Regions from separate parts of the Homo sapiens genome. Here region 1 is linked to region 2. The links are chromatin contacts, found by Hi-C or POLR2A ChIA-PET in ENCODE. All regions are on one chromosome and are shown on one strand. Each heading gives the region's core, a stretch centred on a gene start or an enhancer-like site at or near the end of the contact. The rest is flanking DNA. Distances are from core to core; before and after follow the strand shown. Region 1 overlaps WWOX (WW domain containing oxidoreductase). Region 2 holds the start of LOC107984806 (a long non-coding RNA gene).

Region 1 (5,534 bases), core at 1,088-3,587, 200 kb after region 2:
TGTTTCTGGGAATAAAAGGATTTATTGGAAAGGAGAATGAGATACTTACCGACGTGATGGGAATGTTCTTGTTTTTGTTTTTTTGGTTTTTTTTTTTTTTTTTTTTTTTTTTAAAGACAGTCTCACTGTCACCCAGGCTAGAGTGCAGCAGTGCCATCTTGGCTCACTGCAACCTCTGCCTCCCAGGCGATACTCAAGCCTCAGCCACCAGAGTAGCTACGGTTACAGGCATATGTCACAATGGCCAGCTATTTTTTTCTTTTTTTTTTTCTTTTTTTTGTATTTTTAGTGGAGGCGGGGTTTCACCCTGTTGCCCAGACTGATCTCAAACTCCTGGCCTCAAGTGGTCCACCCTCCTCAGCCTCCCAACATGCTGCGATTACAAGCATGATCCACTGAACCTGGCCCTGGAATGTTCTATATCTTAACTGGGGTGGTGGATCCATGATTATGTACACGTATACATTTTTCAAAATCCAGAGAACTGTATATTTAAAATATGCTAATTTTATAGAACATAAATTATGTAAATTATGTCTCAATAATATATGTATATGTATGCATATACATTTTCTCTCTCTCTCACACACACACACACTTCTGTGAAGAGAATTATTCCACAGGCCCAATTTTATATTAGTAAAACAGACCTTACTTTTGAGTGCTACAATCCAATCGACAAAAATGCTTGAAAAGGTTAAGATTATTTATGAAAATGTTTACTAATTACTATCTGAGTACATCAAGCTTTGTGGAAAGAGAGTAGGCTTCAGTGTCATATGTCCCAGGTCATTATGATGCGTTTGCTTCTCATTAGCTATGTGACCTTATGCAAGTTAATGATCAGCCTCAGACGGTTTTTGACGGAAGGGGTAGGGGAAGCAACGCTGGCCTCACAAGTTTGCGGTGTGGCTTCAGTGTGCTAACGGATGTAGAATACACGATTCAGGGCCCCAGGTTTTGTTATTACCATCAGTGGTCCCAGCCCGTTTTTGATAACTTTGTAAACACCAAGTGGTTTTGGGAAGCCAGTCATTCTACAATCCTTTTCCCAAATTTTTGTCTCTGAAAATGACTAAGCAAATTTACAAAAACAATTGGAAACAACTTGGTGACTTTTTTTTTTTTTCAAATGGGTAAGTGCATTCCGGATATAATTATGTTTAAAACATGATTCAGCACACTTTATTTCTTCTGAAGTATTTCTATTTCCTTCTTTTATAAAACCTACTATTTCTATCTTATTTTTAAAGATCAATTGCCTGCATGTTTTCAGAGCCCTTTCAGAAATATCTTTGGTTATTACTCATCTGTGAAAAGGAAATTTAAACAAAGTTTGAGAACTGTTCATTTCTCAAAAAAGACAGTGGAATTGAGTATCTGTTTCCTGGGATGTTAAGTCAGCGTCAAGACCAAATTCATGAGATTGTTTTCCAAAGAGAAGACAGGAGTAATACGAAAGAATGACTGAGGTTTCATGAACTGTATCAGCTTCCTGGCATGAGAGCACTCGACTTTATATAGTCGGATACTGTGAGTCAGTTGACATTGTTCTTAAGAAAACTTGTTTTTGTTAGCATCTCAGAATTTGCCAGAGCCATATTACATTTAAGTCTTGCGTTCCTCAATCAATTTGACCAATGAACTTTTTGAAGATCAATGGGCAAGATAATAGTAGTAGAAGGAAAACACCAATGATAGTTATTTCTCATTTGGGGTCAGCATTGCCAAGCTGCTCAGGGTTTCCATGGCATCATTTCCAAACCCTCCTATTAAATTCTAAAGGAGAATAGATCTTTGCCTGTGGACAGTGTAAATTTGACAACAAATACAGGGTTGATAGACTGGTGGAATAGAAAAACACAAGAAGCTACGGGATGGAAGCTAGGCCATCGTCACCACTGCCATGGGGCAGAACAGAAAGAAGCATGATGTTTTGACCCCACAGAGGAGACAACACTCAAATCCTCTTCAGTGAACGGCTGTGTTTCTAGGGTACTGGGAATGAGAAAGGAAGATGTTGTATGCACAGAAACTTAAGTTATTTTCTTAATGCATAATTAAGAAAAGAAAAGAAACCCACAGAAAAGTGAGGCAAACCCACTGATAAACAGGCAGGTTCTATTTCTGTTAACTGGGTAAGCCCAGATTCTTTAAAAGTGATTTTAAAGCCGTTGATGCTATCAACTTTGAAATGTGGTTTGAAAAAGCGGATATTACACTTTAGCATATGCCTAATAACTGCCCTCACCATGGAAACATTGAAGGCAGAAACCATTGTGTTTGTTTTCCTAATCGTACTACCAAGATAAGACATAGAGTTCTCGTAAACCGGTGCCCGGCGGCATGATGGGATCTCCAGCTTCTGTACACCTAGTTGTGGAGGTGGATCCTGGGTGGATCCATTGGAACTATCGTAATAAGAATTAGTCCCGTCATCAGATAATTTCTGATTGAAAATTCCGAGAACTGAGTTATGCACAGTGCTCAGTTAGTCACTGTTTTTCTCATAATAGCCGCATTGTGGAAAACTGAAGCCGGTCTTGGGGTCTCAAGGTCAACTTCATATGATAAACATCTTCAAGGCATGATTTTAGTCCCGTCTTCTTTCCCAATCTTGTTTAATTGCAACGTGGCCTTCCATGCTATTCTCTCTATTGTTTCCACAGCCTCTCTCCACCTTGAGACACACACAAGCAGGCTGGGTAGGTATAAGTACCACCTTGCTCCCTCGACACATTAATCAATTTGTTTCATGGAATAAAAAAGAAGACAACCATCTCCAGTTGAAAATTAGAATCAGGCTGGATTACAGCTGCAGCAATGAACTAGGTAGAGCAGAAAGCCAAACTCAAGCCTGTGTTTCCAACCAGTAGAGAGGCTGACTACAAACAATAATTTAGACAAAAAATAGTCTAGGACTTTATGATCTACATGCTTAAGCATCACTGAACATTACTAACTTTGAAGTTCAATATTATACTTGGAGGTGTATCCTTTGCTGTGCTGGAGAGAAGCAAAGAACCAGGCTTGAGTCTAAAATATTCCCATTAACCCAATAACACAACAATTAGATGTGTGTGTATGTGTTGTATAACTCTTTAAAACTAAACGATCAAGGCTAACTATGGAAATAAAAGTGAACATTAACAATTGCCACAGTACACTTGCCTGTAGCTCCAGCTATTCAGGAGGCTGAGGTGGGAGGATTGCTTGAGCCCAGGAGGTCAAGGCTGCAGTGAGCCATGACTACACTATTGCACTCCTTCCTGGGCAAGAAAGCAAGACCCTGTCTCAAAATATAATAATAATAATAATAATAATAATAATAAAAGCCTCAATAAAAGACATTACTCTATGGTAATCAGGGATACCTGGTACTCAAATACATCACAGACACAATATCTGCTCAGCTGGTAACAAATCTGTCAAGGAAAATATTGCATATCAACTCAAAAGATGCATCTAGAAAATCTTGTGTTCTAGCTTGCTAGAAAACAAAAGATACTGTGTGAGTGTGATTTCCTCTTACCTCTGTGAAGCAAAAGTGTGATCGATGAAGGTGAGAGGGGCAGGGAAAGACAGAGAAAGGCACGTAATGTATGACAGACATTTTCTGGAACAAGGGGAAGCTAATGAGTTCACAGAAGTGCTAGAAGGGCCCCTGGAAAATACCAGGGAACCTCAGACAAAAGAGTCTCCCAGGCAAGGAAGAAAACAACAATACATGAAATATTGGCTGCAACATTTAAGCAAAAATTAAAATGGCAGCCATGTGGGCAGAAGTGGAAGGAGCTGAGTCTGAGAGAGGAGTGGGTGGAGGAGGAAGTGTCTTAGGCAGTGACCTCACCCTTCTCTATTTCAGGCACTTGTTCTAGCCTGGAGATGGTTTCCTAAGTAGCAACAGAAAAATAAAAGAAAAGAGAAGTCAATCCAAACTATTTAAACATAAAGAAAATATACTGAATGGGGGAGCCTGGTATGACAGCCTCTTGGATTCAAACCATGTGAGAGGGGACAGGCGAAAGGACTGGTATTTTTCGAGGCCTGACTCTGTGCTTACTGTGGCACTGGGAGGTTGGCAGATAAAAAAGAAGAATGTCTTCCCTTATTTCAGGCATAAGATGGTCAAGAGGGGCATCCCCACTTTTTTTTTTTTCTAGCTATAGTCATTCCATCTCATAGTCGTGTGTCTTTGTGACCCTGTCAGCCTGGAGAGCCTCCTTTTCTGTGTGGGTAACTACAGTTTACTCAGCAGGGTGGAGATGGAAACTCCTGACTCCAGTGCTCCTCTGACCTCACGGTCTGCTTTGAGGACCCCTGCTCTGCTACCAGAGAAGCTGGGCTTCCTGCTGTCGCTCTTGAAGGAAGGAATCCAAGGCATTACTGTTAAGCTACCTGTGAGTGCTTAAGGACAGAAAAGACCCTTCATTGCCCTTTGTAACCAAGCCTAGGACTTGGCGTAGGAGATACCAATGAATGAAGCCAACATGCTCAAACAGCAGAGTTCCTTAATCCAATTGGATCAGCAGCCCTTGGCCTAACTGCAGGTTGGTCCAAATCGTGGCTAACAAAACTCTACAACAGAGGTTAGAAAGTTGTGGGATGCCATCAACAGGACACCGGCTCCTATAGTATCACAATCACCTGCCCAAAAGACAATGGATCCTCACCTAGCCCAATGCTGGCCTAATTGTTTTGCTTTTGGCAGGTGACCTTGTGTTTCACACACGCAGAATCTCAGTAGATAACACAGGTAAAAGTGGAGCTGCTTTGGATAAAATGTGGAGGAAGAACGCTCTGAACAAGAATGTTGTCGTCCAGCTCCCACTTCTTGACATGTGTTCTGGACAGCGGGGGTGACCTGTCCATGACCACCGTTCCAACTAGAGGTAGAACCAGGCCTAGAACGTCTCTTGCACCAACATGAAAGGATGTTTCCCTCATTAGAGTATTAATTTCTCGAAGGCATCTCATCAGCCATCCTGTGACCCCAGAGTCCAGGAACGCACACAGGTGCAGAAGCCATTTGATTTTAGCATGTGGTTCATTTTTTTTTATTTTAGCATGTGGTTCATCGAGTACCTCTTGCCTCTTGAGATTAAAGAGGAGCTAGGGTTGCTAATGGTTGACTTCCTCTTCTTCTTTCCAATCCTTGAATTTCGTATGCAATTTCTTAGATTCCGCTGGTCTCACTGCCAGTAGAAAATTAGTATGAAACAGAAAACATGGTTTGGCAAGTGACAATGTTTAGCGAGAAACAGAAGACATTCACTAAGCAAGGAAAAAAACCCATTTTATCAGACACACTTTTTACTTTATTATAGGCCTGGAGTTTTAAAACACTATTACTGACAGCTTAAATATCCTAGGTTATGATTTCTCAAGCTAGGGAAGACCTCCCCGACCTACACTGACCATATCAAAGAACTGAAGCAAACTCCGGAAAACCAACTCTGCTCCTTCATTTGTTAGAGTTGATGAAGTATAACTGGTCATTATTTAAAGTTTAATTTTTTTTTCCTTTGCCTTCA
Region 2 (5,208 bases), core at 57-2,556:
AAATACCCTTAAGTAGATTCTAAGGCATTGGGAAGCCTTTTAGAGAAGCCTCCTTTGCAATAGAACGGGGCTGGGGCAGAGAATATCCAAGAAATTGTGAGGATTATTTTGCCTCAATTTGTGGACCAGAAATCACCTCAAAGGGACTTAGAAATAAGCCAGAACCATGTCGCCCCTCCTGTGTGCCCGAAGAATTCAGAAGCTGACCAGGCGATTGGCAAATCCCCTCAGCAGTAAAGTGAAAAAAATCGCCCACGACGCTGATCTGGTTTGGGCTGATGACACTCTGGGGTAGACACAGTGTAAACCTGTTGGCTCAATAAATATTGGGCTCCTTTTAATGAAAGAAACACTGTCATTCTCTTCTCGTTTCCTCCCTCTTGTCTCTTTAAAACTCCTTTAAATGAGAGGTTGTTATTCCTCATTCCAGGTTTATCTTCAGATGGTCACTAAGTTTATATATGTATCCTTGTACATATTTTATACCAAAACTTCTAGAAAATGCTAACTTAAAAAAAAAAGAAAAAACAGACCTGAGATGGGTTTTTGAAACGGTTACTCTGATGCAGTTTGTTGTTGTTTCTTATTTGCTTTTTAAAACTGAGGAAATGGCCTGGTGCGGTGGCTCACACCCGTCATCCCAGCACTTTGGGAGGCCGAGGTGGGCAGACTGCCTGAGGTCAGGAGTTCTGGACCAGTTTGGCCAACATGGTGAAACCCAGTCTCCACTAAAAATACAAAAAAATTAGCTGGACATGGTGGCGGGCGCCTGTAATCCCAACTACCTGGGAGGCTAAGGCAGGGGAATTGCTTGAACCAGTTGGAGTTTGCAGCGAGCCGAGATCGTGCCATTGCACTCCAGCCTGGGAGACAGAGCGAGACCCCGTATCAAAGAAAAAAAGAAAAAAAAAAAAAAAAGAAAAACCTCAGGAAATGCAGACGAGAGCGCTGGCAAAAGTGGTAATGAAATATCGGCACACGACGAACTTTTGCAAGCAACCCTACATGCACAGTTGTTTGTAAATGAGGAATTGTATTTCTGCATTCACAGGATAGAGGAGTGAGGAGGTGGGATGAGTGCTAGGTGGGCACTTTATCTGGCTAAATTATGCCACTACTTCTGAGTGACCCCATGGACATTCATTCATTCATACATGTATTCGTTCATTCCCTAGCATTTGTGGAAGTGGTATATGACACGGTACTAAGTGATAGAAGGCTCTGGGCTTCCTCCCCTTTCTCTCTTGGAAGGAGAGAGCGAGAAAGTGGCCAGGAAGCTGCGGTGAGGCCCACTCTGGGCTGAGTCACTCGGTTCCCCTTTTCCCTTTTTACTTCAGGCCTGTCACTCTGTGTCGAAGGGCAGGGGGAGGGGAAGCAAGAGAGAAAAGTATCAATGATTGGAGAAGAGGAACAAGTTTAACTAATATCTGATTATCCTTTTGATGTTCATTCAAGTTACCAAAAAGGCTGAAGCACTGCCTGTGCCTCGACAGGAAGTGTGCGGTAAAAGTAATGTCGTGATGTTTGTTGTGGGTGCCAATGGGCCACCCTGCACCGGGCACTGGAGGCCTGCTGGGAAGGTGAAGTGGGCCCACTGCCTGCTGCGGGTGGTGGCTGAGCCACTGTGACTGTTAAATGACTCTTTTTCATTTAATAAAAGAAAAAAAAATCATCATATATATTGCAAGCACAATTTTTAGGCAAATAAAAGCTCTATCTAAATCAAACAGAAAAATGTTGGGTCACAATAAGCCACTGAACATTTCTTTTTGATCTCATAATTGAAAGGACTCATTTTTTAAAATGAGAAAATTTAAATAAACAAATTTAGAGTCTCATCCCCTAAACGCAACTACTGTCAGTATTAATAGACAGGTATTTAGTGTTTCTGTGTATCTTTCGCCTCCAAAATCTGCCTCTCTCCCCACCTCCTCCCAACCACACCGTGACATTTGTTTTGTTTTTCTGATAGATGTAAACACATAATTTTTGCCCATTTTTTTTCCTTTAGAAGTGTCATTCTTTTCATTGATGTAGACTTGTCTATGAAATGGCTGTACCACAGTTACGTAACCAACAGCTCAGCATCTTTCTTTACAGCTGTTGAACTGCTAGGTAAAAAGTAGTGGTGCAAAAGTAATTGCGGTTTTTGCTATTGAATATAATGGTGAAAACCGCGATTACTTTTGCTCCAACCTAACTAGAAAATAGCATTCTATATTATAGATGAAAACTCACATGTCCATCCATGAAAATGGGCCTTATCTAGTTGAAATCCAAACTCCACTCCTATGGAGCTGGGGGGTTATGAGGGCTGAGGGGCCTGAGTGAGACAGCCTCGGGATGGCCTAGGGTTTATGAAGGAGCCATAGAATAATATGTTTTCAACAACGTTTACATTAATTCCAGAGAGATCTCCAAAAACCCTCATTTTTGTGTTCAGTCTTGGGGAAATTATGTCCATGAAAGGTACATACATCTGTCTCTGTTTCCATCACAATTCACTCCTCGCCAACGACTTTTACTGGAAAAAGGGGTTTCGCCAGATGAATCAGATCAGGCTAAAGACCAATTACACAAAACAAGGAACGTGGCTGCTGGCCTTTTCCCTGAACTGCAGCTGAAACTCAGAGAACCATTTCCAGGGGAAAGAGCTGGGCTCCTGGAAGATGTATAGGGTCAGCCTGGTGGTGAGATGGTGATGAGCAAGGGTGCACATCCATGAGGAACCAATCATGTTGGAACAACTAAGTGATATCGCCTCTGGCTTTATTAATATTAAAGACCACAGGCTAGGCGGCTGCCATTTTACTGCCCTGTTTTCAAGCCACCCAGCACGATTGATTCCTAGCTCCCAAAGGCTTCCCCTCTGTTATCTCTTTAGGTTTTAATATTGTTAAAGCCTTAATAATCGGTGGGCTAAACACACATGTAATGAATCCTATTAGTCATAAATGGCTCCCTGCACACAAGAAAATGAAGTAGGAAGCCTTCTCTTGCACACAGGCAAACTCCCCTAATTCAGACTACCTGAAAGCAAGACTGATCTGAATTACACATTTCTTTAAAAGAAAAACGTGAGGCCCGGTGCGGTGGCTCACACCTGTAATCCCAGCACTTTGGGAGGCCGAGGCGAGAAAAGATCACGAGGTCAAGAGATCGAGACCATCTTGGCCAACATGGTGAAACTCCGTCTCTACTAAAAATACAAAAATTAGCTGGGCGTGGTGGCATGCACCTGTGGTCCCAGCTACTCAGGAGGCTGAGGCAGGAGAATCACTTGAACCCAGGAAGTGGAGGTTGCAGTGAGCCCAGATAATACCACTGCTCTCCAGCCTGGTGACAGAGCTAGACTCCGTCTCAAAAAAAAAAAAAAAAAAAACAAAGAAAAGAAAAGAAAAAGATGCGGTCGGGTGTGTGCAGAAACCCTCTTGAGAAAACCAACTTTTATCTAGCAAAGTCCTTAGGCGAGCTGCTTTAACGAAGAGGTAAGAATATCCTTGAGTCAGTAGGAGCTTCTAAATTGCCCGAGGGTACTTTAAAACTGCTCTCTTGCAAAGGGCACAGTTCCCCCAGATTGTTCTGGGGTGTTCTTTGCTTAGTAAACCCTCTCTCCAAGATGACTGCACAGGCTAAGCCTCAAGCCAAGAGCCAAATCCGAAGATCATAAATCCCAGATTCCTGAAGTCCACATGAACAAAAATTGGGTAGAATGAACACCCAGTGGGGAAGCTGGTATATGTTGCTACTGCCTGGCAGCCTTCAAATTCATCTGTGCTCACGAAAGCAGTGAAAGAGCTTCAACACAGGAATGAGATTACAAAAAAATTTCATGCACTGGGATCAGCATATAGCAAAAGGTGAGAAAAAAAAAAGCAGCATTAAAATAAAAATGCCCCAACTACTACTTAGTTTTTTGTTTTTGCTTTTGTTGTTCACATTGTTTGTTTTGTTTTATAGGAAGAGGAAAAAGTCTGGGGGAAGGATGTGGTTATGGTGGCTGGTCACTGGGCAGAACCAAATAAAACCTCGAGAGCCTCCCTCGCTCAATCAGGGTAAAATCCAGTCTTTCTAGGCCTGGAGCGGTGGCTTGTGCCTATAATCCCAGTACTTTGGGAGGCCGATGTGGGTGGATCACCTGAGGTCAGGAGGTTGAGACCAGGCTGGCCAACATGGTATCTACAAAAAATACAAAAATTTGAGCTGGGTGCGGTGGCATGAATGCCTGTAGTCCCAACTTCTTGGGAGGCTGAGGCAGGACAATTGTTTGAACCCAGGAGGCAAAGGTTGCAGTGAGCTGAGATCATGCCGCTGCACTCCAGATGTCTCAAAAAAAGAAAAACAAAATAACCAAAACAGAGTCTTTCTAAAAACCAACAAGGCAGGGCATGGCCAAGCCTCCTCAGTCTCTCCTCCTGGCCTTGGTGGCATGCCTGGGCCCCGCCGAGCATGTGCCTCACTCGGGACCTTGATACTTGCCGTCCCCTCCTCCCTTGCACCCTGCACCTCTTCGGACAGGAATCTGTCCACAGGCCACTCATCACAGAACCCTGTCTAGAGCCATACAGCATCGTCTTCCTGTCCTCAGCCCTCTAAACAGGAATGAATTATCTTTACAGCACTTATCCTTGCTTGCATGTCTTGATTTCTTTCACGTCTCTTTCCCCAAGTAGAATGAAAGCTCCCTGAGGGCAGGGATTTCCTTTGTTCACTGCTGTATCACTAGGTATTGCACATAGAGGGCCCTCCAGAAACGTGAGATAACTGAATGAACGGATGAATGAATGAAATATATAACTATATACTGAGCATGGCTTTAGACACCAATGCAACACATTATATCACACACACACACACACACACACACACACACACACACACGCACACAGTAGAATCTGTCAGGATGGCACCCCACGAGGCTAGCATCTTAACCCGACCCTGGCCCACTCAGACCCACCAAGTCAAGAAACAGCCCTTTTTATGGGCCTTCCAGTAACATTAATTGTTGGTCATAAAACTTCAAAGAAACAGATATTTATAGCTTGATTAAAGCCCCTTTTTTCCACACACACTCACCACAGCACTTTCCAGCTGGGTTCCCATGAGCATACTGAAAACAGCCTCCTGCCCACTTCCTGTCAAAGCCAGTTCCTTAACCGCTTAGGTCCTGAAGCTCGCCGGCCCCCCCTTTTTTTTTTTTCCAGTGTT

Evidence for each region. Hi-C counts contacts between places; a loop is a spot of excess contacts on that map. ChIA-PET counts read pairs that join two places held with the same protein, here RNA polymerase II (POLR2A). Pooled maps may share reads with other maps.
Region 1: a loop to region 2 is called in a pooled map, with 3 times the contacts of the local background. The contact joins two enhancer-like sites. A Hi-C loop is called at or near these places in 5 of 50 pooled maps. POLR2A ChIA-PET finds 5 or more read pairs at or near these places in 2 of 52 experiments (H1 and OCI-LY7).

The regions. Positions count from the first base shown.
Region 1 is chr16:78,891,819-78,897,352 of GRCh38, reverse strand. All of the region lies in intron 8 of WWOX (WW domain containing oxidoreductase), which reads right to left. Among named protein-coding and RNA genes, the nearest start is that of WWOX-AS2, 390 kb to the right of the region's middle. Within about 2 kb of position 2,337, at least 4 of the 41 ENCODE cell types and tissues checked have a DNase peak (open chromatin) inside an H3K27ac peak, as active enhancers do.
Region 2 is chr16:79,089,954-79,095,161 of GRCh38, reverse strand. All of the region lies in intron 8 of WWOX (WW domain containing oxidoreductase), which reads right to left. It overlaps LOC107984806 (a long non-coding RNA gene), which reads right to left and starts at 5,112. Exons shown (of 3, transcript XR_001752381.2): 1 at 5,077-5,112. Within about 2 kb of position 1,306, at least 3 of the 41 ENCODE cell types and tissues checked have a DNase peak (open chromatin) inside an H3K27ac peak, as active enhancers do.